Linked DNA regions of Homo sapiens: region 2 is linked to region 1. The links are chromatin loops, found by intact Hi-C in ENCODE. Cell type or tissue: heart right ventricle. All regions are shown on one strand. Each heading gives the region's core, and the rest is flanking DNA. Links, peaks and the distances in the headings are about the cores only. Region 1 overlaps PHACTR1 (phosphatase and actin regulator 1). Region 2 overlaps PHACTR1 (phosphatase and actin regulator 1).

Region 1 (6,816 bases), core at 1,049-5,048:
GTGCATCCTCCAAGTACATGGCATTGAACTAGATACTGTGGGGTTCATACAAAGACGAGTATGCTACACCTTGACTTTCCTCTTTAAAGACTTTCAATAAAGACTCGTATCATGGCTTCCAGTGTCAGTTTTTATTGATGAGCTTCTCTTCCTTCACATTTCTTTATAGAGATACGTCAAAAAAGGAAAGCATCTTGTAATATCACTGTTATGTGTAGAAGAATTATGTTTTAAAGCATCTGAATTATCGATTTCCACCCTCATGGATCTGAAATGCGATATATTTGAGAAGACTGCAGGCTAAGTTCAAATTCCAGCTCTGTTATTTCTAACTGGCAATTATTGAGTCTCCCTAAGCTTCAGTTTCCTCACCTGTCAAGTGAAGTTAATAATACTATATGGGTCTGATGCAAGATTCAAGTCCATAAGGCAAGGAAAGGGTCAAGTATATTTCATACGACATAGTAATATGAGCAGAGCACAACAGAAGATTGCTCCTGCTGTTGTCATCAGTGTAACATTGTTGAAGCACATTCTACCTGGGAAGAAGGAAACAAGGAGCAGCTGTTGTCTTGCCACACTTTGAACAATGGTAGTAGCTGGCTTCCAAAGACAAGCCCCAATGAACCTTGTTCTGGCATCCACACCCTTGTTTAGTCCACCCAACAATGAATCTGGGCTGGTCCCATGGCTTGCTTTAACCATTAGAATAATGTGACTGTAATACTAAGCCAATGTTGTACCTAAGCCTTTAAAAGGCATGGAAGCATCTTATTTTGTGCTTTTAGGGGCCCTCAGCTCCCTGCTGGAGAGACCATAGGAAGAAACCCCATGGAAAAGCCCTGAGACAACATAAACAGGGAAAGGGGCCCAGCTTTCCTCGCACCTTAGGGAGCCTCCAGATGACTCCAATGCAATCCACCTGAAAATGCATGACAGACCCCAAGAGAGACCAGCAGAAGAACAATCTCACTGAGTCCAGTCAATCCCCAAGCCATAAGAGATAATACAGAGGTTGCTGTTTTTAAGCCATTATGTTTTAGGGGGTTTTGTAACACAGCAATAGATAACCCAAACAATAATGCTGTCCAAACAACCTGAGCTTTTAACACACGCAGTCATTTAGCCTAACCTGTGCACAACTATGAAAAACTGGAAAACAATCATGAATGATGGCAAATTCTTCAAACTCGGGGACCTTCCATCTTACGCATCCATAAGTACCCTACCTCCTCTCCTCTTTCAGATCTTAGTAAACAGAGAAGCTTAAAAATATATTAATATCTGGCTGGCTGTCTTACTGACTTTCAGTTCAACATGTACTTATCCGGTACCTATTCTGTGCCAGATGCTCTGCTCAACACTAGAAGACAAGAGGATATCAGCAGAGTCAATGCTATTAAGGATTTTATAGCCTGGACTTACACGCAGAGAGTGCTGGATAAAGTTCACTTTGAGAAGAAACAATTACATCTTTTATCCAGCCCTAGAAGGTAACAGATTTCCATAGTCTTTAGTCTGTACCTGTTAGAGATTTTTTAAAAACAAAACAGGACCATTAAGTCTGCTTTGCTTTCTAACCACTAGATGGTCCCTTTGTGGGTCATGATGAATACACAACTAAAAATATTCCCTGCTTACCTATGCTGGATCTTTTTTTTTTTTTTTTAAAGAAGAAATGAAATGCTCCAATCATTCACCCAAAGGGAATATGTGATCTGGCCAGATGCTGAAGGCTATTCAACTTGGTTTGATAGTTTCTTATTAAAATCAGATGCTAACTAGTGCTCTGATTATTTGCATGTTTGCTTTTCCTAGTCACGAGAATTGTCATTGCTGAAAAATGTGTGCAAATATATTTATTTGGCTTAACAGTCACTTTGCTGATGTTTCAATTTCCCTGAGAATGCCACAGCCATGTTAAGGCAAATTTTGCAGCTTGACACAATCTAACCAATCTTAAAAAACATCCCCCTCAAGCTCACATCCCCTTTTGTTGTTTGCTATATATTTCTCATTTTCCCTCTCAACCAAACATCTTAAAAGAAGATGACTACCTCCTCTCCTCTCATTTACTCCTCAACCACATGCTATCTAAATCCCAGCTACGTGGCTTCCCTAAAGTCATAATCCCAAAGGACACCAATGATGAGTTGTCTATGCCCACCGGACACCATCTTGTCAAGATCTGCCAGGGTGGACTCTTCTTTCTGAAACTCTCTCCTCTGGTTCACCGAGACCACCAGTCCCTCCTGGTTTTCCTCCAAACTCCAGTGGGCCATCTGTCTTCTCTGTAGGCTCTGCTGCCTCTGTTCAGAACTCACAGGCTGGTGGCCCTCAGGGTGTTACTGTACCCTCGACTTTGCTTCACACTTTACTTTCTCTCTTTGGAGTTTTCATCCCAGGGCTTCCATGATCATCCAGGTGCTGATGACTTCCAATCTGCATTTCTTAGACCTCTCCTGACCCCAGTTATCTATACCCAAGGAGCCCTCCATCTGAATGTCTCAGAAGCACATGAAAGCTGGCATGGCCCCAAATAAATTCATCTTTTCCCCTCACAAATCTGCTCCTCTTCAGTGTATCTGACTTAGTCAATGGTACAATGTGGAGGAAAAGTTAAATATTAAATTTGAACTCAATTGAACATGGACACAAACAATGGTCACCAAGTCCCGGAACAGATGAGTTGAGGCGTTCATCCAGCACTGTTTTGGAGAAATCTGTATTTCAATCTATTCCTATATATTAGTTATTGAAAAACAATAGACAATCACAAAAATCAAGTTGACTTTTTGCGTTCCTTGAGCCCAGTCGCAAAGGGCCTTTGTGACTGGGCCTCATGCCAAACAACTTGTTACAAAAAGACCTAGGGTCCCAGACCACGCTGAAGCTTCATGAGACGTCTCCTCATCTGTGCAGAGACAAGCGGCTGACTCTGGAGCCCAGGCTGTTGCTTCCCGGTCTGGTGGTGAATCCTCCATAGTCTGGCAAGTGTGGATAGATAGATATATAGATATATATATATATATATATATATATATATATATATATATATATATATATATATATATCTTTTCCCTTCTCCCCTTCCCGTTGCAATTTATTATATTAATTTGCTTATTATACCATTTGCTTATTATATCATTTGCTTATTATATCTGCATTGCCATTTACGTGGGATAAAGCTTGTTTACCCTTAAAGATATTGTGTGTGTGTCTTTTCTTCTCCCCTCGTGCATCTCCTGCACAGAACATACCTCCATCCATTTAATTGCTCAGTGAGAAATCCAAGAGTGGTTTTTTATTCTTCTCCCCACTTCCACATCCAATCTGTAATCAAGTCTTGCTCGTTCTGTCTCCTAAATATCTCTTGGATCTGTTCACAGTCTTCAGTTCCTAATGTCACTATTTTAGTCTAGGCTATCTCCCTCTCTCCCCAACATTATAATCAACCACCTGCTAACCAGTCTTCTTGTTACCAGAATCAATAAGGACACAATATTCCATTTGATGTGATAGGAATGAGGTATCATCTTAATTCTATCACAAGTAAATTTTCTCTCATTACCAACACAATATTTATAGAAGTTGTTATATTATAAACTTGTAAACACCACTTGGTGCCACTCCAAGCTTTTCCCATAATATAGAGAATAATCTTTCTAAAATGCAAGTCCTCTCATAATTTCCTATTGCATTAGGATAACACCCAGACTCCTTAACATACCTCATAAGACCCTTCATGAGCAGATTCTTGTCCATGTCTTCAGCCTCATCTCTCACTACTCTCTGTCCCTTCCCCCAACAATCCTTTTCAAGTCATAATTTTTTTTTTTTTTCAGACAGGGTCTCACTCCATTGCCCAGGCTGGAGTACAGTAGTGCAAACATGACTCACTGCAGCCTTGATCTCCTGGGCTCATGTGATCCTCCCACCTTAGCCTCCCCAGCAGCTGGGACTACAGGCATGCGCCATCACACTCAGCTAATTTTTAATTTTTTTTTTTTTGTGGTAATGGGCTCTTTCTGTGTTGCCAAGGCTGGTCTCAAACTCCTGGGCTCAAGTAATTCTCCCGCTTTGGCCTCCCAAAGTGCTGGGATTACAGGCATGAGTCACCGTGACTGGACATAATTTCTTTTTAAGCTGTAGACTGTTAACCTCTCCTCTCTTCCCTGGCTCTCCTACATTCTGTTCTGCCCACCAGGAGAGATTTCCTCACATGCATTGCTAACCCCTTGGTTAAACATCCCTTTCTCTAGCAAACCTTTCCCAGTAACTTGCCACTCAGTTGGGCTTGTCTCCTTCAAGCTCTCAAAGCCCCTGTGCATCTCTTATCACTTCACTTCTGCTTTATTGTAATTGCTGGCTTTATTGTCTGTTTTCCCTTTAAGACATAACCTTTGGGAGGTAGGGGCCATGTCCGTCCTCACTGTTGCAATGGTATGGACTTCTTATGAACAATGGCAGCATCTGGCACATAAATACATTCAATATGGTAAGCTGGTATCCTTTATGAATTTCCTATAGTTTATAGAAGTCCAACAGCCTAGATTCTGAACAAGTAGACTATATTACTCTGTTAGAATGAGAAATAGGAACACCAAGGGAGCACTTAAGTTAGAGTGCAAGGCCTGTAACCCTCCATCTTTCAAGCACGTAAGAGCCTACTCAAAATCATCCATTTTTTCAACCTATCAATTTTGTCTCTTTGCTTTAAGCTTCCAGCTCAAGAGCTATGCCAGTGATGGGCCATAGAGTCTTCATGGTGGACATAGCTAGTCTTATGCTGGATAAGAGGCCATGTTTCCCTTTACCAACAATAATTTTCCATCCCACACTACAAAGATGTCAAGACAAAATGTGATGTAACTAAGGGTTTATTTCTCTACTCCAAGAATTGCAAATGTACTCTGTCAATGACACGGCATGCTAGGGTTTCCTGATAGAGGAATGAGAAATCTGGGGCTAGCATGGAAGGCAACCATCTTGGACACCAGGGACAGACTCTTCCAGAACAGCCCAGAAGCCTATCACCATCAGGTCCAAAGGCAGAATCCAGTGTAGACTGCCTTGACTATCCAAGGAGTTTTATTTAAAGAAGAATAATTCTAGAAACATGGGCTTCCATGGAAGTGATTCCTGGGACATAGCGGTTGTTAAAGTCATAAGCAACTCTGGGTGAATTGATGGAAGACATAAAGGAAGCAGAATCTAGCCCTGTGGGAAAGGGGAAGCCGGGAAACTAGGCAAAGTGGTTGGCTAACAGCCCAGGGTTAAGGGCTGGTCCTTGTTTGATTGGGGGATTTCAGGATAAGTGGAACCTATAGCAGAATGACAATTAGGCAGAGGGGTCTTAGGGAGAGGACTGGAGATCTATGCTCACCTGAGTACCTGAGACTTTCCTGTGCATACATACTATTACATCAGTCTTCTGTTGCAAATAAAATACAGGGCAAAAGCAAGGAGACTGTTTCTGGATGCTGTCATGAGTATCAGGAGAGTTCCCAACATATTTCCGGCCCAGCCCTTCATCATTATCATCAATTACGTGAAGCTGACAGAAGCAGACTAAGGCTATGTTTCACAGGTTCCCAACTGCATGGAAGATGAACAAGCAATCAATTATTTGTATCTGAAGCTGCTGCCTGATTATCGTACTACTTTACCTATATTAGGTGGGTCTCCTAATAGCTGGAGCGAAACATTCAAAAGCAAATTTTGGTTTTGATTTTCTATGAATCAATTGAACTGCAGTACTTTATTGCTTAAAAATATGATGGGCCAAAACATCTCAATTTGGAAAAGGAAAAACAAAATTTTTCCCAGAAAATATCGGTTCAAAATTAGTTTAATGCAAAAACCAAAGAGGAAATTTCCTTTTTTTCCTCGATTGAAAATGGCAAATTAAGTCAGCACAAAACTCAGCAAATAAGATATATAGTTGTTAGTCTACTAGTAAGTAGGATCATTTACCGTGTTTTGAATAAGGCAATTTCCAGTTTCCTAACTTATTCCTCCACCTCAGCTGTCCACTCCCATGGTTTGAGTTTGTATCTTGTCTCCATAACTGTATCACCTTAAAAACCACTAATTCAAGAATGCAGCTGTTTACTCATAAGCTCATGATCTTCTGTATTGCTTCTGCAATTGTTCCCACTGACCAATTTAAACTTCTTTGACCTCTTTGGAACTTAATATTTATTGATTTTTCTAATTCCTCTGAACCCCCTGGACCTTTCCTTTCCTATCTAAAATTCAGTACTGCAGTGGGTCCCCTGCCAAACGGTGTGCCCTAAAAGATACATCCAAGTCCCAATCCTTGGTTCCCATGAATGTGATCTTATTTGGAAATAAGGTCTTTGCAGATACAACAAATTGAAGGATATCTGAAATAGATTATCCTGGATATATAGGTGGTCCCTAAATCAAATGTCTGGTACCCTTATAAGAGAAAAGGAGAAAGAGAGAGACTTGAGACACAGAGAGATGCCATGTGAAGGTGCTGGCAGAGATTCAAATTATACAGCTGCCAGCCAAGGAACACCAAGGATTGCCAGTGGCCACTGGCAGGGAGGAGAGAGGCATGAACAGATTCTCCCTCAGAGTCTCCAGAAGGAACCCACCCTGCCAACACCTTGACTTCAGATTTCTGGAACTGCAGGAGAAGCTCTGTTGTTTTAAGCCACCAAGTTTATAGTAATTTGTTATAGCAGCTTAGGAAACTAACCCAATCTCCCTTGTCCTCCTTTTCTTTCTACTCATCTGGCAAAACTCCAGTTCTGGATGGACCCAACTATGAGCTGTACCAGGACA
Region 2 (6,816 bases), core at 1,227-5,226, 120 kb before region 1:
TTGCTCTCTCTCTTCTCACTGATATCAGTCAGATGCTTGTTAGCTCATATTTCAATGACTGGAGAAGCCTCTTCAATGGTATCCGTGGCTCAGGGTATCCCTGGCTCAATGGTATCCCATGGCTGAGTCCATTTAGCTGATCTGACTTTGGAGTGCATGGCCTAGAGCTAGCCTTGGTGGTGGCTTCTCTGATAGGCCTTCAACCTGCTCCTCTTTCTGCTCCTTCTACATGGTGATCCAAGATCTCTTAAAGGCTAGTTTTCATCATATCACTCCTCTGCTTAAAAACCTCCAAAGTTTTTTCACTGCCTAGGGATTAAAATCTAAATCTTTTTATGCCTTTTTCTAGTGAGTCCTGTCTCTCAGTATACTTCAGAATGAAGCTTCCACCCCTACTCAGCCAACTCTTCAATGACCCAAAATGTTGCCACCTCTGAGGTTTTGTCTAGGGTCTTCTTTCCTGGAATACTCTTCCCTCATTTTCTATAAATGTCCTTCATGCTTGAAAAGTCAGTTCAAGCTTCAGCCTTCTCTTTATCAGACTGCATTGAATTGCAAGTGTTACTGCTAACAGTAGTTGTGTTAGTACTCTCTCTCTACGTATATATATGCATTCATCAAACCAGGGGTCCCCAACCACCAGGGCCATGAACCTGTACTGGTCCGCGGCCTATTAGGAACCGGGCTGCACAGCAGGAGGTGAGTGGCGGGTGAGTGAGCAAAGCTTCATTTGTATTTACAGCCACTCCCCATTGCTCACCATTACCTCCTGAGCTCCACCTCCTGTCAAATCAACAGCAGCATTAGATGAGCGCGAACCCTATTGTGAACTGCGCATGTGAGGAATCCAGGCTGCATGTTCCTTATGAAAATCCACTGCCTGACGATCGGTCACTGTCTCCCACCACCCTTAGATGGACTGTCTAGTTGCAGGAAAACAAGCTCAGGGCTCCCACAGATTCTACATTATGGTGAGCTGTATAATGATTTAATTATGTATTACAATGTAATAATAATAGAAATAAAGTGCACAACAAATGTAATGCACTTGAATCATCCCGAAATAATCTCTCCCGCCCCACCTCCGGTCTGTGGAAAAATGGTCTTCCACAAAACTGGTCCTTCGTGCCAGAAAGGTTGAGGACAGCTGCATTAAACTGTTACATATTCCTATCTACTTTGATACTTAGTACAGTATTCTGCCTATTGTAGATGTGTTGAATAAATATGTACTACATGTAGGGGTTTATTTTGTACAATGTTTAATCTTTCTTAAGGGAAATTTGACATCAAAGCCTTAAAGGGTGCATAATCTTTGACTCAACAGTTCTAATTTTAGAAATAAATTAGAGAAAACTCAGAAGTGCTTATGAAGATATATGCAGGCTGTTGCAGTTGTTTGCTGTTGCGATTTAGCAATAAGGAAGATGGAAAAACTTTAAGGGGTCAGTCAAGTAAACCCTGATCCATCCAAGCAGCTAATAAAATCACGTTGTGGAATTGTTACTAACACGAAAATCAGTTTACAATATATCACCAAGTGCAAAAAGCAGGTGACAAAACAATACGTACAGCAACATTCAATTTTTATTCAATAGACAGACAGATGGACAGTGGATATTGCCTAGAAGGAGGCTTATGGGACCTTTTCTCCTTTGTAGTTTTCTGTGAATTTCAATTTTTGGACATCGAACAAAAGTGTTATTGATATGTTAGATGGTTCCGTTTGATGGAAATTTGCTCTTTCAAGCCATACACATCTGACTTGGATGGACATACACATTAATAGATTAGTTTGACATGAGCCCATGTCTAAGATGGACTCTTATAGAACTCAGTATCACGTGAAAGACAGCCTGCTCTGGAAACAACATTAGCTGAACTCGGAGTTGAGAAATATAGCATCGATTGTGCCTCTATTACAGAATTCCTGTCAGCCCTGGAAGTCACTTATTTTTCTTGAACCTCAGTGTTTCTCCTATAAGATAGGTGAATATTTTTCCCTAATTCCACCCCCATTACATGTTACAAAATGTTACAATGATTACCTAGGTATTATTTGTCAAAATACCGAGTGCTTTTTAAAAAGGCAGTCGATCAGCATCAGGTGAAACTATTATCAAAGTTGGAGAAATGACCCTCTGAAATATTTTAATCTCTGATTATACCACAGCCTTCAATCACAAAGTGGTATCTAATTCATGTGCCAAAGTGCAGTGAAGTACAATTTCACTGAGTGCTCAATTTAATGCCTGTGGCTACATTCATTAAGTAACACTTCAGAAACACTGCAAAGGACGTGTGCAATCATTTTAGAACAACATTGCTAAGCTTACTCTTCTTTTAAAAGTATTTACCACATAATTTGCAGATTGTCTTTTTTTTTTTTTTTTCCCTAAGAGAACAGACAGCACTGACATGAATTTTAATAGGTGAAATACACTGGGCTTCAGATCAATAACTTAAAGACAAAAAATTTAAAACCTTGACATACTCATATGGAGAAGGCACTATTCTTTATCTTTGCAAAAATGTTGACATTGAATCGATTTCACCTAGATGAGCAAATAATCTTGAATTAGTCACTTAAATACAATGTACACATTTACAGATACACATGACTGAAAGCTCTTGGCATATGGCTGGTAGGTGGATATCAAATGCTGCTTGACACAAAAACACAAACCCTGGTCATGACTGCAGATATCAAGACACACACAGAAACACCCAAACATCCCACAGGGCAACCTCCCCAGAGAGCTGCCTTCAGGCCTCAGTTCAAAGAACAAGAGAAAAAGAAAATCCCTTGAAGGGAAGGAGGGACTGCTTGCCCCAGAAGACGTCTGCACTCACCTGTTAAGTGGTTGGCAATCCTGGTAGTGGGTTTGGGAGGCAGGGCCGGGGGCTGCTTGAGAAGGGGCAGCTGCTTCACTGGGGTCTCTTCATGGTCTCCAGGGAAAGCAGCAGGTTTTTTGGGGGGCAGTAGCAGGACTGGTTTGGCTGAAGGATCTTGGGACAGGAGGACTCCAGACTCACTGGCAGAGGGACTCTCTTCAGACACTGAGGGGACAACCACATGATACACAGGAGACATTACACAAACGCAGTGCAGGCGGGGCCAGCGGGGAACACAGGACAGGGACTCGGGCTGGCAACACAGCGGAGCACCGATGCTTCAGGCCGCCACGCATGTGTAGAGAGCTACAGCGAGGAGGCCAGAAATCCAGTGAAGCAGGAGGACAGAGAGAGGAGGCAGAGGAAGAGAGAGAGTGGAGGCGGGAAGAGCAACAGGGAGAAAGAGGAGGAGGATGTTTTCTCAAAACCATCAAACACTTGACCATTTCAAACTCAGCTTTGGTCATGCAAACCCTACACATGCTCTAAGATGGGACTCATGGGGCACAGCAGGAATCACCAGGGTGGCCAGTGCAGAAGGCCCAGGATGCAGAGCCCCTCTAAACCAAACCAGAACTGAATGCCAGCAGCCTCGCTGGGGCCTGCTTGCCCTTTGCTGAGGGGCAAGAGGGAGTGGATTCAAACAAGTGGAGGGGCTCAGTTTTGTCCACTGGGTCCGCTCTGTCTCTGCTCTCAAATCTGCGACACTGGGTACAGATGACAGCCTGGAACGCTGACACCTCATAGGCTGCACCCCAGGCACTGGACGGCTGCTCCTCCAGGTTCTGGAGTGCCCGGCGCTGAGCAGCAGCCTCTCAGCCCAAATTCTGTAGTTTTAGCAACAGCATCCTGCCCCCACCAGCTCCTGTAAACTTTGACGAGGCAAGGGATGCTTTAAATCAACCTTTTCATCTTCCCCTTTCCTCTCTCTTCTTGCTCACCACAACTATAGTTTTCTTTTATCAATTCCTCCATTTCTCTTTGCACTGCATTGGACGCGCCTCTTCCTTTCTTTCATGGGGGAACCCCTGACTGGCTTTCATGAAGAGTTGTCATTGGGTGGTGGCACACACCTTCCTATCATGCCGGTAGCTTGGCTGATGACAGATTGAAACTCTGTGATTCTGCTGGAATGACAGATTTTTACTATAACAGTCAAATCTATCTGACTTCAGTGTCACAAGGAAGTCTGGATTCTTTTTAAAAAAGCACTGCTTTCATTGGGAAACCCTCCCTGGGGTGGGAGGGTGTAACTCCACTGCATCTCCTCTCACCTCCCGCCACCGCCTCAGTGAGAAAGCCTGTAAGGGACTCCTCCCCTCCCCACCCTCCTTCCTCCTCCCTGATCAGGTGTTCTGTGCAGCACCAAAGCCCTGCTGAAAATCCTCATGAGCACTACATTCTCCTGCCTCAGGGACACTATTATTGTCAATGTGGCACACAGTGATGGAGCAATGACTCACCGGGTCCCATAACGAAGCATGGGAATTAACCCTGTGAAACCTCATCCCTCCCACCCTCCCACGTGACTGCCTATGGATGTGGATTTTGCACATGATGGGGAGAGAGGCCTTTCTATCTATACTCTGGATATTGCAAGAGGTTCCTTCTCCCAGACTCATCTCCTGACAAGTACCACTGCTCATTAGCTGTCAGGAGGGACCTATTTTGGGGCAAATTAGGACCGCTCTGCAAACCTTCTGAGAGGATGAGTATTGGCCACTCAGCCACCTTTGGACCAAAGAAGGAGATGACAGTCAGATGGCATCAAAAATCAGCTATCAGCAGGATACAATTCAATCAGTAAATTATATACAGTTTAATAGACAATTAAATTAATTGACTATATCCAGTAAATTGATACAAGTATTAACTGGCATACTGGGACTAAGACTAAAGGACCTTTCAGACAGACGAATTAGATAGGTATCATATAGAAATGTAGGATTCCTCAGCTTTATCTTAACAGAGATGAATGTTAAAAAACAAAATAATAATATTTTAAATCATTAATGTTACAAAAATAAGCCATATCATCTTTAAAGAGATTAAGGTAGTAAAGAGTTTTTTAAACACTGTAGGATAATAAGTGTAAGTATATTCCATTTTTAAAAATACTCAGTATGTACTAAAAACTAATCTGTTTCACTAAATTTCCAGATCCTTACGCTCAGGATAGTCCAAAATAGAATTCCAAGTCCAGCCAGGCCAAAGATCCCTGGTGCCTGGCTGGACTTGGTGTCTGGGACCTGCTCTACAATCCTGCCGGGGCATTACCTGGCCCATCCATGATGTCTGACGGTTGGAGCACCTCATATGAGCAGGGATCCCTGGGCATTGGGACTGGCTCCATTTCGGACAGGGCAGGCAGAGACAGCTGGCTGGAGCTCAGGGACTGCCCATTTTCTAGGGAGTCCTCTTCATTGGATATAGAGAGTTCCCCATCTGTCAGAGAGAAAAGGAGATTGCAGAGTTAGACAATGTCTGCCTTTCAAGAAAGAGTGGCACTTCCCGCCTGCTGAGTCTAGATGCTGCTGAACAATCAAGGTCAGCCTCTGAAACCAACATCTGTTATTTTGCTTTTAAGACATTTATTTCATCGTTAGAGATATGTTGTCTAATCATCAGGGCAAAAATTTCCAATGATCTTCAGCATTTTGCCTGTTTTCTCTGTGTCTTTCTAACCCGAATCCATCACGTTTTCTATGTATTATTATTATTACTTTTTTTGAGACAGAGTTTCACTCTTGTTGCCCAGGCTGGAGTGCAATGGCATGATCTTGGCTCACCACAACATCCGCCTCCCGGGTTCAAGCGATTCTCCTGCCTCAGCCTCCTGAGTAGCTGGGATTACAGGCACGTGCCACCACACCCGGCTAATTTTGTATTTTTATTAGAGATGGAGTTTCTCCATGTTGGTCAGGCTGGTCTCAAACTCCCAACCTCAGGTGATCCGCCCACCTGGGCCTCCCAAAGTGCTGGGATTACAGGCATAAGCCACCGCGCCCGGCCATTTTCTATGTATTTTTAAAAATAAAAAGTAAATTAAAATTATTTTTTTCTCATAATTTCTAAAAACTTGGGAAAAAACTCAGCAAGCCTCAGAGATTGGAAGACCAGGATTGGGAATTCCTACTTTAGGGAGCAAAGGGCTTCATGTCATTCAACACGCACCAAGGTCCTGTCTTCTGTTTGCCTCCACCCTGGTCCAATTTCTCTACTTGGATAAACTATTAGGACAGCTCTCATCTGCACCTAACAGGCTGCAGCCACTCAGCGATGCTGGGAAGTGCCAGAATTCTCCCGGTGCCGACCACCAATCACGCCACGTAGTGCAGACTTTGATGTTGCTTAAAGCTCAGCAAAACAAGGACCACGGTGCAGGATCAAAGGCTCCCATACAATGGCCATTTGTCAAATCACAATTCCCCCTGTGTGATTTCATCCTAGCCCAGGGGAGTCTTAGATAACTAGACATTAAAGTCAAATTAATTTTTAAAGAGGACTGAAAGCTGTTCCAGCGAGATGAATAAACACCAGATGAAAGACTAAGTTCTGCCGAGTCAGAAACAGAAACCAGCAGAGCAATTATCCGACTTAAAACCAGAAGCAAGATGACAACTCGTAGAAAAGAAACAGTTAAGTGACTCCAAGGTGATTCTTGGGTAAATAATCCTTTCCTTTTTGCTATGTTCCACCTCTAGTTTAATTTTATAAATCACTGATCTATGGTGGCACAGAATCCCTCCTTGGCCCACCCCCGCCCGATTAGAGTCCGTCCAGTGAATATCTGTTTAACAGAATAATCAACAAACCAACAGGCCTGAAACAGCATATGATTCAAGGGCATATGGTGTTTGACCTGAATCTTCTATAAGCATAGAAAAAATATAATGAATGCCAAAAAAAAATCATCTGAAG

What was found. Hi-C counts contacts between places; a loop is a spot of excess contacts. Peaks named below come from ENCODE experiments on the same cell type or tissue, not always from the same donor. Only the 100,000 strongest peaks of a DNase experiment are listed, where the experiment ranks them.
Region 2: it touches region 1 in a loop (1.9-fold over the local background); 1 of 110 quality-filtered maps calls a loop at or near these places.

What each region holds. Positions count from the first base shown.
Region 1 is chr6:13,060,806-13,067,621 of GRCh38, reverse strand. The region is part of intron 5 of PHACTR1 (phosphatase and actin regulator 1); the gene reads right to left. Among named protein-coding and RNA genes, the nearest start is that of TBC1D7, 260 kb to the left of the region's middle. In heart right ventricle, for the core only: no CTCF peak of the experiment used is centred there; no DNase peak of the experiment used is centred there; H3K27ac peaks cover 628 bases.
Region 2 is chr6:13,181,043-13,187,858 of GRCh38, reverse strand. PHACTR1 (phosphatase and actin regulator 1) reads right to left here. Exons shown (of 15, transcript NM_030948.6): 7 at 5,173-5,340. Among named protein-coding and RNA genes, the nearest start is that of TBC1D7, 140 kb to the left of the region's middle. In heart right ventricle, for the core only: no CTCF peak of the experiment used is centred there; no DNase peak of the experiment used is centred there.